Linked DNA regions of Mus musculus: regions 2, 3, 4, 5 and 6 are each linked to region 1. A link is a loop called in an ENCODE intact Hi-C map of the cell type or tissue named here. Cell type or tissue: heart. All regions are shown on one strand. Region 1 holds the start of Lats2 (large tumor suppressor 2). Region 2 holds the start of Zdhhc20 (zinc finger, DHHC domain containing 20). Region 3 has its middle 13 kb from the start of Gm26440. Region 4 has its middle 2.6 kb from the start of n-TTagt2. Region 5 holds the start of Sap18 (Sin3-associated polypeptide 18). Region 6 has its middle 18 kb from the start of n-TTagt2.

Evidence for each region. Hi-C counts contacts between places; a loop is a spot of excess contacts. Peaks named below come from ENCODE experiments on the same cell type or tissue, not always from the same donor. Only the 100,000 strongest peaks of a DNase experiment are listed, where the experiment ranks them.
Region 2: it touches region 1 in a loop (2.1-fold over the local background); 3 of 42 quality-filtered maps call a loop at or near these places.
Region 3: a loop joins it to region 1, with 2.9 times the contacts of the local background. A loop is called at or near these places in 13 of 42 quality-filtered maps.
Region 4: it touches region 1 in a loop (3-fold over the local background); 2 of 42 quality-filtered maps call a loop at or near these places.
Region 5: a loop joins it to region 1, with 5 times the contacts of the local background. A loop is called at or near these places in 18 of 42 quality-filtered maps.
Region 6: a loop joins it to region 1, with 8 times the contacts of the local background. A loop is called at or near these places in 2 of 42 quality-filtered maps.

The regions. Positions count from the first base shown.
Region 1 is chr14:57,744,383-57,748,382 of GRCm38, forward strand. Lats2 (large tumor suppressor 2) reads right to left here and starts at 1,741. Exons shown (of 8, transcript NM_015771.2): 1 at 1,508-1,741. It overlaps Gm52140, which reads left to right. Exons shown (of 3, transcript XM_030248241.1): 2 at 913-1,956. The coding sequence ends at 1,930. In heart, a CTCF peak has its summit at 1,864; DNase peaks (open chromatin) are centred at 301, 1,179, 1,769 and 2,519; H3K4me3 peaks cover 3,066 bases; H3K27ac peaks cover 2,501 bases.
Region 2 is chr14:57,888,255-57,892,254 of GRCm38, forward strand. It overlaps Zdhhc20 (zinc finger, DHHC domain containing 20), which reads right to left and starts at 2,082. Exons shown (of 13, transcript NM_029492.5): 1 at 1,809-2,082. The coding sequence starts at 1,926. In heart, no CTCF peak of the experiment used is centred here; a DNase peak (open chromatin) is centred at 2,067; H3K4me3 peaks cover 1,827 bases; H3K27ac peaks cover 1,276 bases.
Region 3 is chr14:57,682,694-57,686,693 of GRCm38, forward strand. No RefSeq gene overlaps it. Among named protein-coding and RNA genes, the nearest start is that of Gm26440, 13 kb to the right of the region's middle. In heart, a CTCF peak has its summit at 2,062 (motif pointing right); a DNase peak (open chromatin) is centred at 2,098.
Region 4 is chr14:58,813,662-58,817,661 of GRCm38, forward strand. No RefSeq gene overlaps it. Among named protein-coding and RNA genes, the nearest start is that of n-TTagt2, 2.6 kb to the right of the region's middle. In heart, a CTCF peak has its summit at 2,139 (motif pointing right); no DNase peak of the experiment used is centred here.
Region 5 is chr14:57,795,672-57,799,671 of GRCm38, forward strand. It overlaps Sap18 (Sin3-associated polypeptide 18), which reads left to right and starts at 2,518. Exons shown (of 4, transcript NM_009119.3): 1 at 2,518-2,683; 2 at 2,817-2,926. The coding sequence starts at 2,555. Mir3077 (microRNA 3077) reads left to right here and starts at 2,753; the gene lies at 2,753-2,816. In heart, CTCF peaks have their summits at 1,166 (motif pointing right) and 1,930; a DNase peak (open chromatin) is centred at 2,490; H3K4me3 peaks cover 2,150 bases; H3K27ac peaks cover 2,051 bases.
Region 6 is chr14:58,798,464-58,802,463 of GRCm38, forward strand. No RefSeq gene overlaps it. Among named protein-coding and RNA genes, the nearest start is that of n-TTagt2, 18 kb to the right of the region's middle. In heart, a CTCF peak has its summit at 1,654; DNase peaks (open chromatin) are centred at 3,018 and 3,308.

The sequences.
Region 1 (4,000 bases):
TAAATTTATCATCTGTAGTCCTTCAAGCATACTATTTTTAAATAGTACGAAATATTACTTAAAAGTTTCGCGCTATTACAAGCATGAAATAAATACAAAACGTTGTGTTGGTCTAGGTTTCCCGATACAAACACAAAACCCCCACCCCCGCGTTACCCTCCCCCACATGGTTCCCCAATAGCTTTCGTTCGAGTTTAGTGTGGATTTACCAGCTCCAACCTCCATTCTACTCTCCAGTGGGTTTTAAGGGCCTAGGGCAGGCTATTTACAACACAGCATTTAAAATAACAAGGCATTTTATTGTAAACGTGTTCCCCGCCCATCATTGAAAGTCCCTCCCACCACTGAAAGTCCCTCCCACCAAGGCCGTGATTTCTCGAAGGAAAGAAATAACCCACAGCTCCAATTTACATTTATACTATTCCAACTAGATGGCGAAGCTGAAAAACTCTCAGTTCAAAACTTCGGATTCTGTAATTCTGTATAGCAGCCTCTGTTGGTACCATATGAAGCTGACATTTTGAAGTGTGGTAAAAGTTAAGCAATTTCAAAGGAACCATGGTGAATTCGTTCAACAGCGTTTTCTATACCTGGATAACCAAAATTTTACGAGAGGCTGAATACTGTAATGTATTGTTAACTATAGTTAAGTTAAAAACAGGCTTTCTAAGCAGCGTCTGCATTCCTATGCTGGAAGATTTTTTTTTTTTTGTTAGCGCCTTATTACAACAGTTGCTAAAAGGGGAGAAAAGAAAAATCACAAAAAGTAGCCTTGTCTCCAGATTTAGCACTCAAAACTGGTGAGCATCATTTACTGACCTAACCTGGGGTTAAACTAAAAATATGGAGCAAGACTTGGTACAAATTCCCTAATAAGCGGCTACATTACGGGCAAGCAGGGGAAATTTAAAGGCGTGAAAAGTCCTCGCTCAAACTTTTTTGTCAACAAAATCTGCACGTCCAGTTCTCTCCCGCTCACACTCACAGGCATAAGTTTTCACCCGGCCGCCTCCTGCACGCCGCTGGTGGCCGAAGTCGCCCGGGCGAGACCCGGGCCACGCAGGCGAGGCTCGTGCGTGACCAGCGCTACGGACTCAGGCCGTGGAGTCGCGGCGGAGGCCGGCCCGGGAGAAGTCGGCTCAAAAGAGACGTTACGCAACCGCCCCGCACCGACCGCCGGACGGCGCAGCCGGGGACGGGACACCGGACACCGGGCGGGCACCGCGCCGCCGAGGGCCAGAGGTGCAGCGCGCAAGGCCGCGAGCGCGCGTGGTGGACGGCGCGGCGCACGGAGGCCCAGGCTGGGCGGGGTCGGCGCCGCGGGACGCGGGGTCTGGGCCTCCGGACGCCGCCGCGCGAGCACAACAAAGCCGCCCCGCCGCCGCCACCCGCTGCTCCGCACCCGCCCGGGACCCAGCGGACGGGTTGTCCCTGTCCCGCAGGGCAGCTCGCCCGTGGGACCGGGCGGAGCCCTGTCCCGACAAACTTCCCGGCCGCGGCCCCTCACCTCCGGGAGCGCTCTACACCCTCGGCGGCGTCCTGGCCCGCGGCTCCGGGACCTCGCGCGCCGGGAGACCGGGCGCCGGTGGCGGCAGTGGTTGCTGACCCCGGAGGGTCGGGGGAGCCCGGGGAAGCGGCGGCGGCGCTGGCGGCGGCGGCTCCATCTTCCCGGGGCGCTCACGCCGCGGTTCCGAAGCGCAGACCCGAGCGGGACATTCGCTACATTGTTGGCATTCCACGGGCGTCACGTGACCCCTCCTCCCGCGTCACTCCCGGCCGCATACCAGCCCGGGCGGGGCGCCCGCGGCCTTGCTACCCGCCGCCCGCTCCGCCCCACGGGCCGCTTCCTGCGCCGCCTGGCTGGGCGGCCACCTGCCCTGCGCTGGGCTCGCGTCGGAAGCCCCCAGCCCGGGAGCGCCGGTTTCCCTAAACGCCTCGTACCAGTGGGTGAGAAAAGTAAGTTCACAGGCCCCGGTGCCAGCCACGGAAAGTGCAGCCGGCTGCTGAGACCCGGGCATCAAATAATAAACCGGGACGCCTGACAGCCTGGGCTTAACCGGACGCAGGCTAACCAGCTCCCTCCCTGGGCACGTTTTAGGAAAGTGCCTTATGGTTTTATAAAACACATCAGTATTGCACGAACCAGCCGAGGAGACTGGCGTTTACACTTCGGCCACTCCTTTATCCTCCATTTGGGGATTTGGTCCAGGGACAGACGCTGAGAAATAACAGCGTGGAAGCAAAGTCTTTCGTTTACTATTGGCTGTCTAACGTCACACTCCCCACCAACTTACGATCTGTGGTAAGTGATGGTGGGGACTAATAGTCTTAAAAGTCAACCAGACTTCCTCTTTAATTAGCAAACGTGACATTTGAAGTTTCAATTCCGGAAGAAATTCACAAGAGTGAAGATCATTTGTACCAGTTTTTATTTTTGTCCTCGGGAAGGAAGTCGAGCCCCCTCTCCTGTGCCAAATTCAGGCTGTCTTGTCAGAAGAACCCTTGTCAGGACTGTTTTAACTGCCTCAACAGACTTTAGTCCTGGACTGCCCCTCACCACCACCACCCCCACCCCCACCCCCACCCCCACCTCTCTAATTCCCTTAAGGCTTCTTCCAGAGATTCTCATTTCTTTGTCCTTTGAACTTTAATAATTAAGCCTCTTGCAGATTAGCCTCATTTTCTTTAGTCAGCCTGACCCTGTGTGCTACACTGACATCTTGCACCGTGATGAGAAACCAATGCATCAAGTAATATTCTGTAAAAGAGGAGTCTAGCACTCACCTGGGAACTTCCTCCCCCATCTCCCCAAGCGCACTGGCAACCTTCACTGTGTGTTAAAAGTTCCTATCTCTTGCTCTAAGAAATGTTAGGGAAGCCGGTTAGTGATGCACACCTATAATCCCAGCTCTCAGGAAAGCAGGTGATCTCTGAGTTCAAGGTCAATCTGGTTACAGAGAGAATTCCGGGACAACCATGGCTACACAGAGAAACCCGGTAGAGGGGGAAAGTAGGGGTGCAGAGGGAGGGAGGGATGGAGGAAGGGAGAGAGAGACAGAGAGACAGAGACACCAGTGCCAAGGGATCCAATGCCTTGTTCTGTGGGTAAATGCACACACACATGTGCATATGCTTAGCACAGACACACACATAAATAAAAATAAATCTTTTTTTTAAAAGAACAAAAATAACTTTCTTTTTGTCAAACAGTGGTGGCGCATGTCTTTAATCCCAGTACTGAGGAGGCAGAGGCTGGCTGACCTCAGAGTTCGAGGCCAGCCTGGTCTACTGAGTTAATTCTAGGACAGCCAGGGCTACACAGAGAAACCCTGTCCAAAAACAACGAAACAAACAAATAAGCAAGAACTCTTTGCAACAGCACTATTTATAATAGTGAAAAGCCAAGGACAGCTGGACAGCAGGAGCAGAGAGAGAGAAGCTAAGTAAAGAGGCCGGCTTTATTTCTGCCAAAGGACAAATGATTACAGACAGAATTCAGAACCAATGTGGGGTGAACAAAAGCAAACTGCAGAACTGTACATATGTCATGACACCATCTCCATAAATAAACACAGGCTTTGGACTCTGTACTCACCTCTCTTACATACCACAACCATGATAGCCATAGCCCATTTACAACCATGATAGCCATAGCCCATTTACAACCATGATAGCCATAGCCCATTTAGAAGGAATGGAAATTGGACAGAGGAGGGAACACTAATGTTTTAAGTTAATCTACAGTGCTTGCTGCTTTTATTAAAAATCTGAAGGTAAACTGTCAACATTCTTTTTTTTTTTTTTAGATTTATTTATGTGTATGAGTCTTTGGCTTGAATGTAGGTAGGTGCACCACATGTGAGCCAGGTGCCAATGGAACCCAGAAAGGGGCATCGGGTCCCTCAGAACCAGAGTTGGGGGTGGCTGTGAGCCACAAAGGTGATGCTACACTACTTATGCCTTTAATTTTTAAAATGTTTTTAAATACGCGCATCTGAGA
Region 2 (4,000 bases), 140 kb after region 1:
GAGACAGGGTCTCTCTACATGGCTCTGTTTGTCCTAGAATTCACTATGCATAAGAGGCTGGCCTCAAACTCAATAGATATGTCTGCCCCTGCTTTTGTATTCCTAGTGCTGGGATGAAAGCCCCAGCTGTTTTATTCTGAGACACTGAAGGCCAGGCTAGCCTGGACCTCAGCCTCCCAAGAGCAAGAGGGCAGGTGTACACTGTTTCTTCTAAATCAAATGTTCTAAGTAGCAAAGTCATTTTCTTAAGGATGCTGCCATTTAAAAACCTGCAGAGCCGGGTGTGGTGGCGCACGCCTTTAATCCCAGCACTCGGGAGGCAGAGGCAGGCGGATTTCTGAGTTCAAGGCCAGCCTGGTCTACAAAGTGAGTTCCAGGACAACCAGGGCTATACAGAGAAACCCTGTCTCAAAAAAAAAAAAAATCTGTAAAAATAAAAACCTGCAGAAGCTCAGCTACTTCAGGGTCTTCTATGAACAGAACTTGAGTTTTTAAACAAGTACTTGGTTTGGAGCTCGCCAAATCCAAAGCCACAATTGAGGTCTAGGCTCTACCATTTTTGAGTGATTTATTTATTATTATACGTAAGTTCACCGTAGCTGACTTCAGACGAACCAAAAGAGGGTGTCAGATCTCTTTATGGGTGGTTGTGAGCCACCATGTGGTTGCTGGGATTTGAACTCAGGACCTTCGAAAGAGCAATCAGTTCCCTTACCCGCTGAGCCATCTCACCAGCCCGATTTTTTTTTTTTTTCATTCTTGTATTTACCCCGTATGTTTTTCCCCAAAGAAAATCTGTCCTTCAGATAACCGAGGGCTCTGTCTGAAAATTAAAACCACATCACTTCTGGGAAACCAAGGGACTGCTTTTTCTTAGGGTTTTATTTAATAATGCTGACGGGAGACGAACACAGTAAAGAGCCAGTAGGTATAGAACGCACACTCAAAGCTTACAGGCAATTATTTAGTATCACTGACATAGTAATGGCCTAGGGTGTTAATGACAATGAACCAATCGGCTAAGTCATGTAAGTATAATGCAACGCTATTCCTTTATCCCAGGAAATCAGGTAAGAACCATACGGTAAAAAAAATTAAATAAGAAAAATAGCAAAAGTAAAACTAAACCAAAGCCCTAAAACTAAAGGTATAAGCAATACAAACCTACAAAGTAAACAGGCAAAAAAAAAAAGTCATTGAGCTTGCACCTCTCTTGTTCAATTCCTTGTGCCTCAAAACAACATTTTGTGTAAATCCAGCACTGAGACCCCCAGATGAATATTAAAAAGGGTCAAATACAGCTCAGACCAGGGGCTGAGCCCACACTGCAGACCCGGGAGACACACCTCCCTCCCAGGCCCCCAGGCTGCTTTCAGCTTACGCGCTTCTTCTCGCGCAGTTTGGGGAGCAACAATCTGGGAGGAAAAGATTTCTTTGTGCGTGTGTGCGTGTGTTTTAGCCAAACTGACCTCACAAGCCGTCTCAGAAGGGGTTCTCTAGTTCAAAAGGAAAGGCCTTTGTGAGCATTCCGTCACAGAAGGGTGGGAGCCCCAAGGCGACTGCAGCCACCCGGAAGCTTGGAGCGTGGGCGGCGCGCAGGCCCGAACTCGGGACCCCTCGAGCAGCGAGCCGTGGGCAGAAACCCACGGACAGGGGCCCCCACCGCCGGAGAAGCGCGGGCCGGAACCCTCGGACGTGGAACCCACGGGCTGGGGAAGCGCAGGCCGCCCCGCGGAATCAGAACGCGGCGCCGAGGCCTCGGCCTGCCACCCGCGGCCCGGCCCGCCGCCCGCGCCTCCCGTACTCACTCACGCACAGCTCCACCACGTACGCGTAGTAGGACCAGACGACCACAAAGGTGATGAAGAGCACCGGAACCCAGCCCACCACGCGTTGGCAGCAGCGCCAGAGTGTCCAGGGCGCCATGTTCCTCTGCTGACTGCCGGGTCCCGCTGCCCACGATTCTGTAGGACCACAAGACCCCAGCGGCCCTGTCGCCAGCTTCCCCGCCCCCGAGGCTCCGCCGCCGCAAGCAGTGGCGAAGGGCGACGCCACAACTCCGCCCCTCCCTGCGCCTGGCCCGGGTCCGCCCCTGACCCCGCCCTCGGGCCCGCCTCCGGGCCCGCCTCTCATCCCGCTGCGAGCTGTGAAGGGCGACGCTGCAACTCCGCCCCTCCCGGCGCCTGGACCGGGTCCGCCCCTGCCCCGCATCCTGCCGCTCCGCCCCTAGTCCCGCGCCTGGCAATCCCCGTAGGGGGTGGGGCTACCCGGCCGAAGGAGGCGGGGCCTGAAGTTGGGGCGGGGCTTCTGCTCAGGCCCGCCCATGGGATTTGGGGGTGCCTTGGTGGAAAAGAGAGGAGAGTGCTAAGGATGTGTAGGAGGCCATCTAGGACTGGGTGACGAGAGGGATGGGGATGCGCAAGGGGAGAGGAATGAATTCTTAGCTGCCCTGTGTGCCTTGGGTGGCACTCTGTATAACACTCTTCCCCTAGGTCTTTCAGGACCCATACAAGTCGGGTTCCCTATTACATAAGGCTGTGCATCACTCAAGCGTGCAAGCAAGAAAAATATTATATATACTTAAATATAAGACTCCTGTGACTATAATGTGTCTCCAATGAAGAATCCCCTGGGATAATTTGGTCCACGTATCGCTCTCTCCACCATGTTTTGTTTGAATTGGTAGGAGCCTGAGATTTAAGGTGGAAGCCATATACAACAGGTCAGTTTGATTTGGAGTCCACATTTAAGGTTACACCATGAAAGCAGAATATAGAAACAGCCCTTTCCTGGAGTGGGATTTTCAAATATTTACAGCTGGAGATTGCTAAGTAATGACTGCAATCTTAGAATCTAGAAGCCTTGCTGTGAAACATCATAATGTACAATCATTAGGAATAATTTCATACATTCTTTTAAAACACAGTACATTCATTTATTTACATTCTATGTGCGGATGTGCATGGACCACTGCTCATGAGGATGTGTGGCCCAGGGGTTGTCTGAGGACAAATGAAAAGTTTTTAAGTTTGGTTTGGGTTGGTTTGGGTTTTGGCCCTGGGCATAGTGGCACATGCCTTTAATTCCACACACTCAGGAGGAAGAGGACAGTGGAACTCTGTGAGTTTGAGGTCAGCTAAAACAGACTATTTACTAAAGTCTCCAAGAAGAAGGTAACTGCTATTATAGTATGATAAAGACTTAGTAAAATGAGTATTAATATTTAGTCACCATACACTACTGTTACATTAAAGTAACATGTATACAATAAGAAAATTGCAACATGCCCTAAAGATGACATTAGGACCCAGAAGTGCACACCTTTAATACCAGCACTTGGGAGAGAGAGGCAGGTAGATTTCTAAGTTCAAGGCCAGCCTGGTCTACAAAGTGAGTTCCAGGACACCCAGAGCTACACAGAGAAACCCTGTCTAGAGAAAAAAAAAAAAAAAAAAAAGCAAACATATTCTGACTTCAAATTTTTGACTACATATTAGTGGCAAAATTGACCCAACTCTAGGGCACTAAGGTGGGTAAAATTCAGCTATTTTCCCAGAAAAACTGTCTCAAAGAATTAAGATACAACATGGAATCTGGAGGCTAAGGATGGAGCCCAGTGGAAGACCACATAAAACTCATGTGTGGTGATAGGTTCAGTTCCCAGTGAGGTGTGTGTGGGTGGTGGGTGGTTTTGACAGAATTAGGACTGACAGAAAAACTAGTATTAAGAATGCTGTCTCAGGGGCTGGAGAGGTGGCTCAGTGGTTAAGAGCACTGACTCCTCTTCCAAAGGTCCTGAGTTCAATTCCCAGCAACCACATGGTGGCTCACAACCATCTGTAATGGGATCCAATGCCCTCTTCTGGTGTGTCTGAAGATAGCTACAGTGTATTCATATAAATAAAAATAAATCTTTAAAAAAAAAAAAAAAGAATGCTGTCTCAGCTGGGCAGTGGTAGCACATACCTTTAGTCCCAGCACTCAGTGATTTCTGAGTTTG
Region 3 (4,000 bases), 62 kb before region 1:
TGGGGACACTCACCTTTAATCCCAGCATTTGGGAGGCAGATGCAAACGAATCTCTTGAGTTCAACACCAGCCTGTTGTGAGTGAGTTCTAGGACAGCCAGGGCTACATAGAGAAACTCTGGCTCCAAACCCCCAAAACCAAAATAAAAAAAACAAAAACAAAAACCCTCAAAAATTAAAAATTAAGCCGGCTGGTGGTAGCGCATTCCTTTTGTCCCAGCACTTGGGGGGCAGAGGCAGAGGCAGGTGGACTTCTGAGTTTGAGGCCAGGACACCAAGGGCTACACAGGTTAATTTTTATCTCCAAAGACGGAAGGAGGGAGGGAAGGAAGGACAGGACAGGATAGGACAAGACAGTAAAAAGAAAAGGAAAGAAAGGGAAAAATAGAAAAGAGAAAAGAAAAGGAAGCAAAAAGACACTGAACATTAGGGCAGGAAGGACGCCTCAGTGTTTAAGTCTCGGCCAGGGGTTTCTACCCCATTTTTGATTATTGAATTCCCAGATTAAAAAAAAACACACTCTCAGCCTTTCTCTTTACAATAAGCCTTAACACAAGAGCTGGGCAGCTGCCTGCCCTCCACGCTGTTAGAATCTATTTCCTATGGAGAACCCCAAGTTATTGCTGTTTCACCTGGGCGGCTCTTAGCTCCGATTGGCCAGCCCTTGGGGCCACGCTTCTTGACGCTTAACACAAGGCAGCTTCTCCTTTTCCTCTCCTGCACATCCTTTTCCCTCGAGGTCCTCCTCTGCCCCCAAGCCCACAAAACCTAAACCCCACCTATATCTCTTCTGCGCAGCTATTGACTCAGTTGGCATCATTATTCACCAATCAGAATTACCTTGGGGGCAGGGTCATAGGGGCTACATGGAGACTCAGGTCTTGGGGGCCCACACTTAGCATTATAACAGACAGTAAAAGACAAAACCTCACACCTCAGTGGTTGAGAGCACTGGCTGCCTTTCCAAAAGACTGAGGTTCAGTTCCCAACACACACAAGGTAGTTGCCAACCATCCACAATCCCAGTCGCAGAGGATTCAGTGCCCTTGTCCAGCCGCTGTGGGCACTGCACATACATGTGCACATATATGTGCACATATATGTGCAGAACAGCCAACACATAAACAATATCAAAGAACTGGAAAACCAAAATGTCCCGGGAATGGGAAATAATACTTGAAAACCATATTCGTGATAAGGCACTTGTACAGAGAACATATAAACCCCTCTCATAAGCCATGAGCAAAATAAAGTTAGATTTAAAGGTGAAGGATTTGGAGACATTTTCTCATTAAAGATATAAAACCAATAAGCCCGTGAAAAGTAGCTTAATATCATTAGTCCTTAAGGAAATGCACATCAGAACCACAATGAAGAAACACTCCCAAGCCACTTACGGCTTAAGGAAAGAAGGCAGATAAGAAGAGTGTCAGTGCAGGTTGAGAGAACACCGTGCTGTCCTGCATTCCTGGGATGGAGGCTGGTTCCTTGCTTTGGGAAAACAGTTTGCCAATTCCTCAAAAACTTAAACACATGCTTACCATTTGATCTAGCAATGTCACACTCAGGGTACCCTCCAGAGAAATGAAAACACAGCTAAATAAAGACGGCTCACAAGCAGCACTAGTTACAGAAGACCCGCAGTGGAAACCATCCAAGAGTCCACCAACTGGTGACTGACTGCACAAATAAAGCGGGGCATAGCAATGAAGTGAGGGCAGGGGCTACAGTGTGGATAAACCTGGAAAACATGTTTGTAAGTGAAAGAAGCCAGACACAATAGGTCACATAGTACTTAAGGTTATTGATAAAATTGTCTAGAAGAGGCAGATCCATAGAGACCAAAGGTAGAATAGACTCTTAGCCTCCTCTGAGGTGGTCCATAGAGGGGAGTGAAGGAACAGAGGTAAAATTATGGTCATTATGCAGCTACAGACATATGCTAAAACCTACCAAATTGTATAGTTTTTTCTTTCTTTCCATGGCTGTGTTTTAATTTTTTAAAATTATTTTGTGTGCATGGGTGTTGGCCCATGGTGCATGGTATGTCTGTGCATCACCTGCATGCAGTACCTTTTGAGGCCAGAAGAGGGCAGTGGATCTTCTGGAACTGGAATTACAAACTATTGTAAACCTCCATACATGCTGGAGCCGTTTTTTGTGAAGGGGTGGGGGGAACCAAGGTTGTCTGGAAAAGCAGTCAGTGCTCTTAATTGAGCCAACTCTCTGGCCCCCTGTTTTGTTTTATTGAGACAAGATTTTTTTTTTCACACTATTGCTCAGGTTAGCCTCCAATTCATGACCTTCCTGCCTAAGTCTCTGAAGTGCATTACAGATGTGACCTACAGAACTGGACACTTTTAAACAAGTGGATTTTGTAATACATGAATCATATCTTAGTCATGCCATTATTTCAAGCAAGTAAGATAGAGTCGTGTGAGGAGACCTCAGATGAAAGTGGGAAAACGAAATAAAGCAATGCAAAGCTTTTAGAAAGAACTTAGAGGAAGGAGACACAACTGTGGAAGAAGTAGAGAACACCTTGGAAATAATAATCCCAGGGAGAGACAGACAAGCAATAAAGGGATGAGACAAAAGTGAATGGATTAGCGAACGAGAATGACCTGTAAGGAACAACAACAACAACAACAAAATGCCTATCCCTCAAACAAAAGTCTAATACAACCCTTAGGGGTTCTATTCCTGCACAAACATCACGACCAAGAAGCAAGTTGGGGAGGAAAGGGTTTATTTAGCTTACACCTCCATACTGCTATTCATCACCAAAGGAAGTCAGGACTGGAACTCAAGCAGGTCAGGAAGCAGGAGCTGAGGCAGAGGCCATGGAGGGATGTTACTTACTGACTTGCTTCCCCTGGCTTGCTCAGCTTGCTTGCTTTCTTATAGAACCCAGGACTACCAGCCCAGGGATCGAATCACCTATAATGGCTTTCCCCCTTGATCACTAATTGAGAAAATGCTCCACAGCTGGATCTCGTGGAGGCATTTCCTCACACCTGAAGCTCCTTTCTCTGTGATAATCCCAGCCTGTGTCAAGTTGACACAAAACCAGCCAGTACAACCCCTGAATGATAAAGTCAAGGGAATCTTCCAGAACGTGATATAAAAAGAGCCAGGGACGGCACGCTGTTGTGATTATTCTGAAACACACGATTTTAATTGTAGCTTGCATTATAAAATGTCCCACACAGGTTCACACGTTCCCCAGCTGGTGGCATTGTGTGGGGAGGTTGTGGACACTTGAAGTTTTATAGGGGGACACTTCCTGTCTAGTCTCTTCCTCCCTCCTGTGGAGGGTACCTCACACCCCTGCCACCTCGCCTTCTCCGTCATGATCACAGTAGTGAGACATATAACTAATACATCTAACAGTGACTTCCTAATGACACAGCTCTAGCCAGTACAACTCCCCAAACCCCTGCACTAATTGAAGCAAGACATCCCGCTCTGTCTATTAACAGTTCATTCGTTCGTGACAGCTCCTAGGCAGAGGATGTGGGCTGGTCGCATGTCAAAGACCAAGGCAGATTAGAAGGTTGGGACTTTTCAGCTCTGTCTTCTCAGCTCTGGGGAAGAGAGAGGCACTGAGGCATACATTGACCTCTGTGGCCAGGAATCGCTCATGCCATCCTGGTTAGTTTTTGTTGTTGTTGTTGTTGTTTTTTTAATCAACCTGACATAAGCTTGAGTCCTCTGGGAAGAGAAGCCTCAATTGAGAAAACGCGTCCATCAGATTGGCTTATAGACTAGTCTATAGGGCATTTTCTTGGTTGATGATTTATATCGGAGAGCCCAGCACTCCAGGATGTGGTGTTACCCCGAGGTGGGTAGTCCTTGTGTGTCTAAGAAAGCAGCTGAATGCCTAGTGTGGTGGCAAAGCCTTTAGTCTCAGCCCTTGGGAAGCAGAGGCAGGGGTATCTGAGTTCAAGGACAGCCTGGCCTAGACAGGGAGTTTCAGCTCAGCAGAAGCTATACTGTGA
Region 4 (4,000 bases), 1.1 Mb after region 1:
CTATTCTCTTCCAGATCTAAACCATTAAGTAAGAAAATGTCCCATAGGCTTGCATCTGGGCCAATTTGATGGATACATGTCTCACTCGATTTCCCCCTTCCCAGATGGCCACAGCACAGGCAGTGACCCTTTTGTTAAGAAAAAATTATTCCTTTTGACCATGTCATTTTATGTAAGAAACATTAAAAAAAAAAGAAAAGAAAAGAAAAGAAAAGAAAGAAAATGAACACAGATGAGCCAGGACTAATTATTTAAACTTCTGATTTTTGATTTGTATAATTGAAGCATATTTGTTTCTAGAAACACTTATTTAAATTACCTATTGCATCATGATATCATTTTTGATGCTGCTCTGCTAATGAATCTCTTTTAACGGATTCATATTGAGCAGCAAGATTATACAGAGAAATAAATATCTTGGTTTTTTGTTTGTTTGTTTGTTTTTGTTTTTTTGTTTGTTTCGAGACAGGGTTTCTCTGTATAGCCCTGGCTGTCCTAGAACTCACTTTGTAGACCAGGCTGGCCTCGAACTCAGAAATCTGCCTGCCTCTGCCTCCCGAGTGCTGGGATTAAAGGTGTGTGCCACCACACCCGGCTGAGAAATAAATATCTTACATTGGAAGATGAACTCTAACAAAAGGAGGTTGGGGTGAAAAGAGAGAGACTGAGAGCAAGATAAGTTCTCTAAATGTATTTCACATGAGTCTGTATCTGTGTACACCTTTAAGCAGCACACAGCCCACCCACATATGCAGTTAGTGCTCTACTGTTTAAGCATGATTTTGAACCTTGGTCCCCAGTATGTTTTCTCTAGTCACCTGCCTGTGTGATCTGCAGCACACATTCAGCTTACATGGAACACATTTTTTTTTTTTTGACTGCTCCATCTTTTATTTAGGCCAGTTCATCTCTCACTGAGGCATCCTGGTGGTCCCTGCTCCCTCATCAGGAGTCATCATATTAATGCCAGCCTTTATGCAGATACACCATTGGGGCCATGCTATGTCTCCTTGCCTGAACCTCTGGATAGGCGGGAATGCAGATATGTGCCCCTGCACCCTTGAAGCATACTTTTCTGCTGCTGTTCTTGCATGTCTCAGTGCATTGGCACATGGCCATTTTCAACCCCCCATCTCTGACATTTGTGAGCTGTGCTTTCATCCATACTGTGGGACCAGGGAGACCCCTACTTCCTGGACCTATTCACTGTGCTAAAGCAAGATTTGTGCTTCAGCCATTAGTACTGTAAAACTGCAGCCAGTTCTAATATACAGAATGGTTGTAACTGGGATCTGACAACACTCAAACCCCTGCCGCAGTGGGCTTTCTGTTGTTGTCATTTAAATTTCCAGGCAGCGTGACTGTCACAGCAAGATTGATACACAAGGTTACTCACACCTTGTGTGAGTCCTGTTTCCACCACTACAGCAAAATATCCAAGGGAACAAACCAATAACAGGCAAGGCTTATTTTGGTTCAAATGTAAAGATTCCAGTCCATAATGGGTTGACCCCATTGTTATAAGTGGACATAGCTGATGCCTAGGGTTTGCAGACCAGCCTGCCAGTCCAGCTTGTGTGGTGAGCCTTAAACACCAGATAAGTGATACCTGCTGCTGTCCCCTGATCTCCATTTGCATACAAAAAATGTTCACGTGTGTACACATGAAAGTAAACACACATGAACACCCACACAGAGAAACAGAAATTGGTCTGGCTGAATGGCACCATGGGATTTGAAGCTTCTTCAAGAATTTGGGGATCGGCCATGTTAGAAAGAATATGGTGGTCAGTGAACACACAGGAAGTCCAATGAACAGAGAAGTGAGGTCAGGGCTGGGGGAAGGGCAGTCCATGGGTATACTGAGAATAGGCACGTGTATGGTGTGTGTGGGGGGGTCATGTTCATCTAGAAAATAACAAAATATAAAATGTTACAAAATGAGTTATATCACGATCAAGGAAATAAAGGAGTGTTTCAGTATTTCTGGGATGTGTGGACTGGCAGGCAGTGGATACAAGAGGGTGCAATCACACGGATAAAGTCAGCAATTACTTCTCAACCATGTCTCTGGAGCAGCATGTGTACTCAGCCCAGAGTTCTGAAGCCACCCTCACACAGACAGTAGGGGGAACTCATTTCACACTTCTGTAAAATTGCTTTCAAGGATTAGCCAAGGAGCCAAGGAAAGTGGAAAGAGTACCCCAGCTATAGAGACTTAACAGCCTGGTGAAAATTAGCCTCGGAAAAACACTGCATCCCTGAGTTAAGAAGGAGGCCCCGTGGTCCTGCTAGGGCTTAGCTGAACTTGGCTCGGAGCCTGCCAGGTACTTAGGATGTTTGGCTTCTGCAAGGGAGGCATTTGTTGGGTGGAAGCAGACTTGGCTGCTGACAAGGATGCTACAGGATCCACGTACTCTTGATTCCTTTGTTTCTCACACTTTAACTCGAAGCAATCTGTTTCCTCCAGGAATGAATCTCATCTTCACCCTGATCTCCTTAGCAACGTTGATCCCGAGGAGCTGCAGCACTCCATCAGCATCAGCAAGTCTGTGTACCAGTGCCAAGGTCAATAGGTCAAATTCAGTCATCCTCGATACTCTGCAACATAACCTTTATTGTGAATACAATACATCTTGTATATTTCACTATGTGTCATATATGTGAATGTGTTGAGTATGTGTACATGTGCTTATGTATGTACGTGAGTTTGTGTATGTGTGTGTTCAGGCTTCACAGATACTGTCAAGACTGTGAGATTTCCCACCAACAGAGGATGTCTTCCTTTCACCGAAGCCCTTGCCAGGAACTTGGCATTTCCTTCTATCCATAGCAACTGTTTATGTCTTTCAGCTTTGTGTGTCTTCCTCAAAACTTCCTTATCTGTTCGTGACTTGAGCACTTTTACATACATTTTTTCTATGCAACTGAACACTTGGGCTAAGCCTGCTGTGTTGTGGGTGAGTTACTTGAGTCTGTGGGTCAGTGTGGAGTGGATCTGTGTCTGAGTCAGACCTGCAGAGATTGCAGCTGCTCTCAGTCATGCTTCTTGCTTGGTGCAGAGGCCATGCATATGCCATCCTAGATTACTCTAACAATTTGCCTTGTACCTCAGTGTGTAATATGTAAATTTTAGATTATTGATATAAAAACACATAAATTTTATGCTGATCTTTTATCTGTTTTTTTTTTCTGAATTTAGTTGTTAATGTTCATGTTTTGTCTACAGATTTTGGGATATTTTGTCTCCATAATAATTTGACTCTAAATAATGAGATCTGTATTTCCCTTTAAGCCATTACTGTCCCTTACCTATGACATATGATGAAAGCAGAGGGCAACAGAACGTCCTGATCTGCTTCCATGCAGGAAGAATGTTTTCAACTACTCATCCACACATTCAGGAGTCACCTTTTATGCATTCTTCATTAAACCAAGGAAATTTCCTCTAATCTTACTTTACAAAAGCTTTTAAAAGTTTTCAATCAAATTTTGTGATTGACTCTACAGTCATAATAAAGTACCCTAAATGACAAGCCCAAGGTGAGCACTCCAGTCTTCTAGTATAGGGGTGTGTGTGTGTGTGTGTGTGTGTGTGTGTGTGTGTGTGCTCGTGAGTGTAGGGTCATGTGTAAGCCTAAAGAGTGTATCAGATCTCCATAGCTAGGGTCACAGGCAATTGTGAGTAGCCTACTCTTAGTGTTAGAAACTGAACCCAGTCCTTGGCAAGAGCAGTTCATGCTATTGACTGCTGAACTACCACTCAACCCCTATACCTTATTTGTAATATTCCTGGATTTATTTTCAGAGTGTATTTCACTTCTGTCTTCATGAGGAGCTATATTATAATTTAGTCTTATATCTTTCTTTCTGATTGCACACTAAGCATAAGCTTGTCTTGTATAATATATTTGTAAGATCCTCCACTTTTTCTACTCTCTAAAAGTGATTCTATTTTACTGTCTATAGAAATCACAAGTAAAACTTTGTGGATCACTCG
Region 5 (4,000 bases), 51 kb after region 1:
TCCCAGATGACTTTGAACTCAGAGATCTCCCTTTCTTAATCTTCTGGGATTCATAGTCATTATATCTCAAGATTTCCATGACAAAATCTAGGTCAGAAACTTGTATCTCTCTGCCTCCAGATTAGGATCACAGGTGAGTTGTCCAATTCTGGATTGTAGTTCATTCCAAATATAGTCAAGTTGACAACCAGGAATAGCCACTACATCCCTTGGAGTAGTTCTTCTTCCCTCCTGTGTTCTGAAGCAGTGTCTTATATTTATTTTAGCCTCAAATTTACTTTGTAGTCAAAGATGACTTGAACTCTTTATCTTCCTATCACCCAAATGTGGAGATAAAGGAATAAAGGCATATGCAACTATGCTTAGTTTTTGAATTGCTGGAGATCAAATCTAGGGCCTTGAGTATGCTAAGCAAGAACTCTACAAAATGAATGACATCCTAACTTTTTTTTACTTTTTTTTTCTTTTTATCAATTCATTGGTGTGGATTTTGTTGTTGGTGGGTTTTTTTTTCTGTTTTCTTTCTTTTGTTCTCTGTCTCTGTGTCTCTGACTCTCTCTCTCTCTCTCTCTCTCTCTCTCTCTCTCTCTCTCTGTGTGTGTGTGTGTGTGTGTGTGTGTGTTTCTTCGAGACAGGTCTTCATAGTCCTGGCTATTCTGGAACTCACTCTGCAGACCAGGCTGGCTTCAAACCCACAGAGATCCACCTTATGGCTAATATTTTAAGTAATGAAAACTCCAGATTTGGCAGAGAGGTGTCCTGTGATGGATTGGTAATCTGGCCACTTGGCAGAGGATGCAGCGGTATGATGGGGATCCAGCAGTCGTCCCAGAAGTAAGGAAAGCAGCTTATAATAAAGATGTAGAAGTAGAGGTGTCTACAAGGCGGAGGACCTCTGAATTTAGCAGATAGTGAAGGTACAAGACAGGAATTTAGGCAGAGATTTAGCAAGTTGTGTTGTCCCACCCTGCCTTGGGTCTGTTAACGACTAGGAGCACAGCAGTTTAGGGAAGGAGGTCCTAGATAGAGGATTTAGTAAGGCCTGGCTTGTCCTCGCTACAGGAGCAGCTTCTGTCTGAAGTTATGAGCATTCTACATCCTCTTAAATCTGTTTATTTTTATGCTGTGTGTATGGGTGTTTTGACTGTTTTCATGTCTGTGCACCACATGCATGCAGTGCCCAAAGGAAGCCAGAAGAGGACATCAGAGCCTCTGGAACTGGAGTTACAGGTGTTTTGAATTGTAGCCTGGTCCTCTGTAAGAACCTCAAGTGAAGAGCATTCTCATAATGTCTCTGGATATACTCCTAGCAAAGATTTTCTCTAGAGTCTATCAGCAAGAAGGGGTTGTAAGGACTAGAGGATGACTAGCAAGGAACCCTAAAGAATCCAAAGTGTGTGCCAGCTTGCCTTCTCACCGGAGTTCAGAAGTGCCAAGGCCAACAGCTGCTACTGGCAGTGTCTAATTTTTGCAGATATACTACATCCGATTTGTTTGTAAAGCAATCTATTAAAAGCAGTCACCAGATCTTTAACGAACTCTCTGGGTTAGCAGTGACATTCCGAACCTTACATGCTTACTGTCTAGATTTCATTTTTAAAGCAACTGCTTTAAAATGGAGCTATGGGGTTTATGTTTTAGTATCTATAGCATATTGTGAAGGTTTCTTTCTTCCTTCCTTCCTTCCTTTCTATCTTTCCTTCTTTCTCTCTCTCTCTCTCTCTCTCTCTCTCTCTCTCTTTCTTTCTTTCTTTCTTTCTTTCTTTCTTTCTTTCTTTCTTTTTCTGAGACAGGGTTTCTCTGTGTAGCCCTGACTGTCCTGGAACTCACTCTGTAGACCAGGCTGGCCTCAAATGCAGAAGTCAGCCTGCCTCTGCCTCCCAAGTACTGGGATTAAAGGAGTGCGCCACCACTGGCCGGCATGAAGGTTTTTTCAATCAGTCTTTCTCACTGATACTTTTGTAGTTTTTGTTTTGAAACAGGCTCTCTCCACATAGCCCTGACTGTCCTGACACTCTGAAGACCAGGTGAAGGTATGCATCACCATGCCGCTGGATTTGCCTCTCTTGAATTTTGCGTGACATAAAAAGAGCCTATTTCATTCATAGCCCCTAAACAGACAGCTTTACCCCATCATCTACAGAAAAGGTATCATTTCGCTGGCCTTGCAGTACCTTTCTGCACTGGGGGTCCATATTAACCAGTTCAGTCGGTTTATCATCACTATGACTACCTGGTTCATATTTTTACATGTCATGTGAATTTTCTTAAGTTTTTCGTGATCGCTACACATTTTCATCACTACGCATGAAAATATTACGTTAAGCTGACCTGGGCAGTGAGCACGTAAGAAAACAACTAAGAACGATCAAGACGCCTGTAGAGCACTGCGCATGCGTGTGCCCCACCCCTCTCCCCAAGGCAACACGTACGCGCGCGCGTGCGTGCGTGTGCACCCACACATACGGAAATACGCCTGCGCCATGCGATGCCCCGCCTTGCCACTCGTTTCCTATAAAACCTCGTGCCTTTCCTCGCGAGAGACGACTAGCTCATGCTCGCCGCAGGGGTCGGAGGTCAGGGCGAGCGTCTCCCGGGCCGAAGGAGGAAGATGGCGGTGGAGTCGCGCGTTACCCAGGAGGAAATTAAGAAGGAGCCGGAGAAGCCGATCGACCGCGAGAAGGTGCGGGTTGCGGGCGGCTGCGGGGCAGAGGTGGCAGCAGCGGCGAGCTGGCGGGAGGGCGGGCGCGGCCTGCGGACGGGTGGGCGGGCAGGCCAAATGGCGCGCCCGAGGCTGACTCCCTGCTTCTCCGCAGACCTGCCCGCTCCTGCTGCGGGTCTTCACCACCAACAACGGCCGCCACCACCGAATGGACGAGTTCTCCCGCGGGAACGTGCCTTCGAGCGAGCTGCAGATCTACACCTGGTGAGCCGCGCGGGACCCGGGCCTGGCGGGCTGCGTCCTCGGGGACAGCCAGGGCGGGCTCGCCCGCCGTGTGACGCCTTTCGGGAGTGGGGATGAAACGTTAGGTCAGAGTGAACTGACCGGCGTCGCTCTCGCCGTGTGGCCGCCCGGTACAAAAGGATACGTAGGTAGCTTACGGTGCGGTAGGATAAGATGGTAGAGGACGGGGAGGGAGATGGCTGTTGAGTGAACCGTGTTCGCAGAGTGGAGGCAATGGGAAGCCTCGAGCCACGCAGCACCAAGATATTAAAAAGCACCATCAACACCGAGCCCTTTCTGCCCCGGCCCTTGGTGTCAAAGCGTTTGGTGTTTGCACGGTGAGGACGGCTGTCCCAAGTGTTTCATCTCCGAGTACCTGCCTTGCTCAGGACCCACGCAGCTAGGACCGTTACAGGCTTGTCCTTTGGATTGTGTCAGGTTGACACTGTAATAGCTTTGGAAAAGCAGCAAAGGCGAATTTTAATACATTTTTGTTGCGGTGGTAAGATACACCACAAAAGAGTCCCTTTCTCGGGAAAACAGACAAACAACCCCCCATCCCCCCACCCCCATCCAAAACACGAGCTAGTGATTGAATTTATAAGGGAAAACTACTGAGTAGCGGCTGAATTTAAGCCACTCTCCACATACTAAAATTCCGTGTCCCCCAACAAATGAATTTTCCAGCTTGCCCGGACTTTGCTTAAGTGCTGCTTTTCTATTCCGTGAGCCCAGCTTTCTAAAGAGGGTTATCTCTCTGTTATCTGTAGAGATTGTTCCAGAACCACATGGATATCAAAATCTTGGAATAATCAAGTTTTTCACTTTAAAAATGTAGTGTTTACTGTACACACCTTTCAGCATATGCTCTTGAGACTTTCTGCTATAAAGCTTACCCTTCTTCTGCTAGGGCACTCAGACTGTAAAAGCTTGTTTAATTTTTAAAAATTGCCTCAAAAGAAAATCAGAGTTTATGCCAGCATTGAAGTTCACTAGGAACGATATATAAAATTTCGGAGTTAATTGCAGAATAGAGTATGAATTCTGGCCAGGTAA
Region 6 (4,000 bases), 1.1 Mb after region 1:
ATTGTTACCCTCATATGGAAGCTATGTGAGCTGGTTGGAGAATAGGACTAGAATCCAAGGTTGTTTTGAGAAATTACTCTACTGTTCACCAGGAGATAATAGTTTTCTTACTGAAATTTGTTCTGACACAGAGCAGTGATGAGCTGAAAAAACATAGCTTTGGGTTGACAATCCCACACTTGGGGACTGAGTCACGCGGAAGCCTGTCTTCTAGAATTTGAAGTTGTCCTCCTTGACTTGGAAACTGGAATTAAATGTCACTGCCAAAGTCATTCCCTATAGTCCCAGATCAATTTTCAAATGAGCATAAAGTTTCTTTGAGACAAGAATGAGCACTCTAATCCACATGACATAATTCCCAATAAACAATGTTAGCACCCCAGAAATCCAGCCAAGCAATCCTTTAACCACCACAACATCTGCTGAGTGAGAGTGGGCCTGGGGCCCTGGGTGAGCTGGGTCTCAGTATAAGACAGATGAGAGGCAGCCTGCCAACTTGGGAACACCACATTTTCCAACATTTTATAAAGGCATAGTAGAGGCATAAGAGAAGATACAAACAATGGGCTGGGTCATGTCGACCTGTCTTCCAGATCACTCAGTGACTAGGAATATAGTCACTGAGTGATATAGGAATAGACTGTTCAGTGTTGTCTGCTGAACAAAGATCTGTCCCACTTTTATTGACTCTGCAGACCAAGGCCAGACTATTGAACACATGCTTTTGTAGAGAATTTGATCCCAACTTTTTACAGTCTAATAATTTATCTTCTGCTTAAACTGGATACATTCAGCTGTCCAGTCCATGAACCAATGCTAGATTCTGAAGCAAAGTGCACACGTATGATGAAGTTGGAGAAGTAAAGATGGATTCGACATGACTCGGGAAATAAGCAAGTAGCTCATAAGAAGAGGAGGGGGCCTGGGAACCAAAAGAGACTGCCTGACAGCAGACAGAAAGTGATTTAACACTCAGACAGAGGAGAAAACTGAGATCTGCAGCTATGGCCAAAAGATACAACCCGAACCAACTGTACTGAAACGAGACGGGAAGGACACGACATATTACATCGACTTTTCCCATCACAAGATGTAAGCTAATCTACTTTGCTAAAAGCAAACACACTTCACCCTTGAGAGAATATTAAGTGCCTTGAAAAGGATCTGGGGCTCACTTCATAAGACACATTTCATCAGATATTTAGAACGTTCACTGTAGAATCTCTAGCCCTTAGTGTTTTTCATTTTCTCATTCTTCTGTGATAATGAGAACCACATTCACTCAGGGAACAAGTTACAACCCAACATTTTCCCAACCCTGGTACTCACAAGTAGATGCTCATATGAGGTTTTCATTCCCAGATACGAGATTCAAATGATTTAGCAACAAATTGTACACGTGTGTATGCATACACACAAGTACACAATTTTTAATATATAAAGCCATGACCCTAATCAGCTTTAAATTGTTTTACCCATCACACATTCTGGTAGCAATTACATCTGTTTGACTGTATTGTTACTATTCTAATTTCAGTTGTATTGCATTTATTTATTTATTTTGTACATGGTAGGTTCCTATGTGCCATGATGTACATGTGGAGATCAGAGGTCAACTTGTAGAAGTTAATTCTCTACTGCCACCCTGTGACTCCTAGGAATCAAATATAGGTCATTAAAGTTGATGGCAGGTGTCTTTAACCTTTGAACATCTCTCTGGTCCCTTGGTTTCAGAACTTTGGAAATTATCTTAATTTACAGACTTAGTATGTAGCTGTCATGTAGCAAAGCTACCCCATGTTCAGTGTTCTTGTGGGTTAGTGAAAAACGAAGAAAGGATTGGGTGGTCCCAACATTGCTCTTCAGGGCATCACAAAAGTGAGTTCTGGTCAGACTCATGGTTTACTGTGATCCATGACAGTGATTATTTCAATTATACTGACTCAAGGCATGAATATATTTTTGAAGAAATAATACAATTAATATATAACTAGCCCTGTTACTTCAATGATTAAAAGAGAAGGAGTGGAGGATTAAAAGAAAAATGAACCACCAGCCTAAGTGACAATTAAACTGAAATAATGCATAAAACCAAAAGAAATGTGACATGGTGTTTGGTTTACTGAAAGTCCTGTCATAAATGTTCTTAAAAGATATTCAGTGGTGGATGTGGAATCCTGAATGTTGCTGTTTGTTTTATTTTTCACGTGTTCACCTTTCTTCAACATTGTTATTTCTGGAAATCCTTTCTTGTGGTGGATGAGTTCATCTCTTCCTTCTCCACTTCACTTCTGCCATGCAGACTAAGCCCTCATCTCCACCTGCCCAGCCAAGCCCTGTTCTCAAACTCCTCTGTCACCCTACACAGTTAGCTACAGAACTACCACTACATCTCCATGCTCAGCCACCCTGTTCTCCTGTTCAGGATCCCTGGGTTCTCTAAAACCCAATAACTGAATCTAAACTGGACTGAAACAACATCTACAAATTGAACTTCAGCATTAACTATAGGAAAGGCATAGTGAATATGTAAAAACCAGGGCTACCCAGTGCATAGGCGTTTCTATTGCACCAGTAGTCAATAGATACATTTCTTGCATTGACCCACTGCCAAATCTGAACTTTGTGGAGTTTTCATAACTTGAACTGTCATTTTTTTCTTTTATTTCATGACATTTTATATCATGTCAAACGATTCAATTATAGAATTATTCAATGTTTATACTATATTGCTGTACATAAAAGAAATTATGTTTGTTGCTTTTGTTCATTTGTTTTGCTTTATTTTTAGAAGAAAATCAAGAAGCTAGGGCTAGAAGTTTGACCACCAGAGACTTAGTAAATTCTAAGTAATAATAGATTCAAACCTAGGAATAAAAAGTGATGAGTGATTGCTCAATGGGGTTGAGTTAAACAAATGTAGCGATGCCCTAGCCACAAAGACAGCTTCCCAGCTGTAATCTGTCCACTCCTGGCTTCAGTCTCTATCCTATGACCTCTTTATAGCTCTTCCAAACAAGTGCCAGCCATATCACACCTTGTCAGGAAGATTGTACAGTCAGTCTAAAAGGGGACAAACCCAACAAAACTTCACAGTAGACAAGGTGGGCAAAGAAACACACTAGCAAAGAATTTCCAGGTATCATTGGAAGTGGACTAGGGTCTCCCCACATTGTGCTGGACACCAGGGTTTAGAACATACCATATTCTTTAGTCTCAAAACTCCTGGTCTCAGGCCAATCATTGGGCTATTTTCTCATCTGGCAGGCTCTATACTACAAGCACTGTTACCAGAGTGATTCCAGGCCCACTGTGCTGCTCCAAACTCTACTGATGCTGTAAACATCAGAAATAGCCACCATAGCCTTTCCCTTAGTTGGCTAGCTTTAAGGGCTTCAAACTGGAAAGGACCACATGGCTTTTGGGTAGCTGTTCCTATGTTATTTCTAACTGAATGTGACATGCAAAGTTCTTGACATTTCAGAATATTCTCTTCCTTTGAGCCCGACTAAGAGTCAGGTCTACCTACAACTTCATGTTTACAGGTAGGTAAAGATCTACTGGTTTGGAACAGCAAGTAAAATGTTTAACTGTTTCCAGTGACAGTCCTGGTGGCTCACTGGGATTCACAGTTCAGTGATCAGCAGTAAAGAGGTGCTTCCTTTCCCATTTTAGACTTAGACTTTATCAATGTGATGGGATTAAGTCAGATGCTAAGCCTTGTGGTATGGAAGGCCACTCTTTAGAACACTCAAAAGTCATAAAACTGTTTTTGGGACTTCCAAGACTTTCCTGTAGTCTTTGACTTAGTCAACAAAAGCAGTACCATGCAAATAAAAGGAAGCTGCTTGCTGGGAACTCAAGACTTTGCTTGCAGAGATAGAATGTGTGGTCTGATGTTCTCCAAAGACCATTAGCATATTCACTGTAGACTCTGTAAGGAGCCATGTCTTGAGGATGCACTGTTGGATCTCTGTATTCTTGACTTAAGATGGGGCTT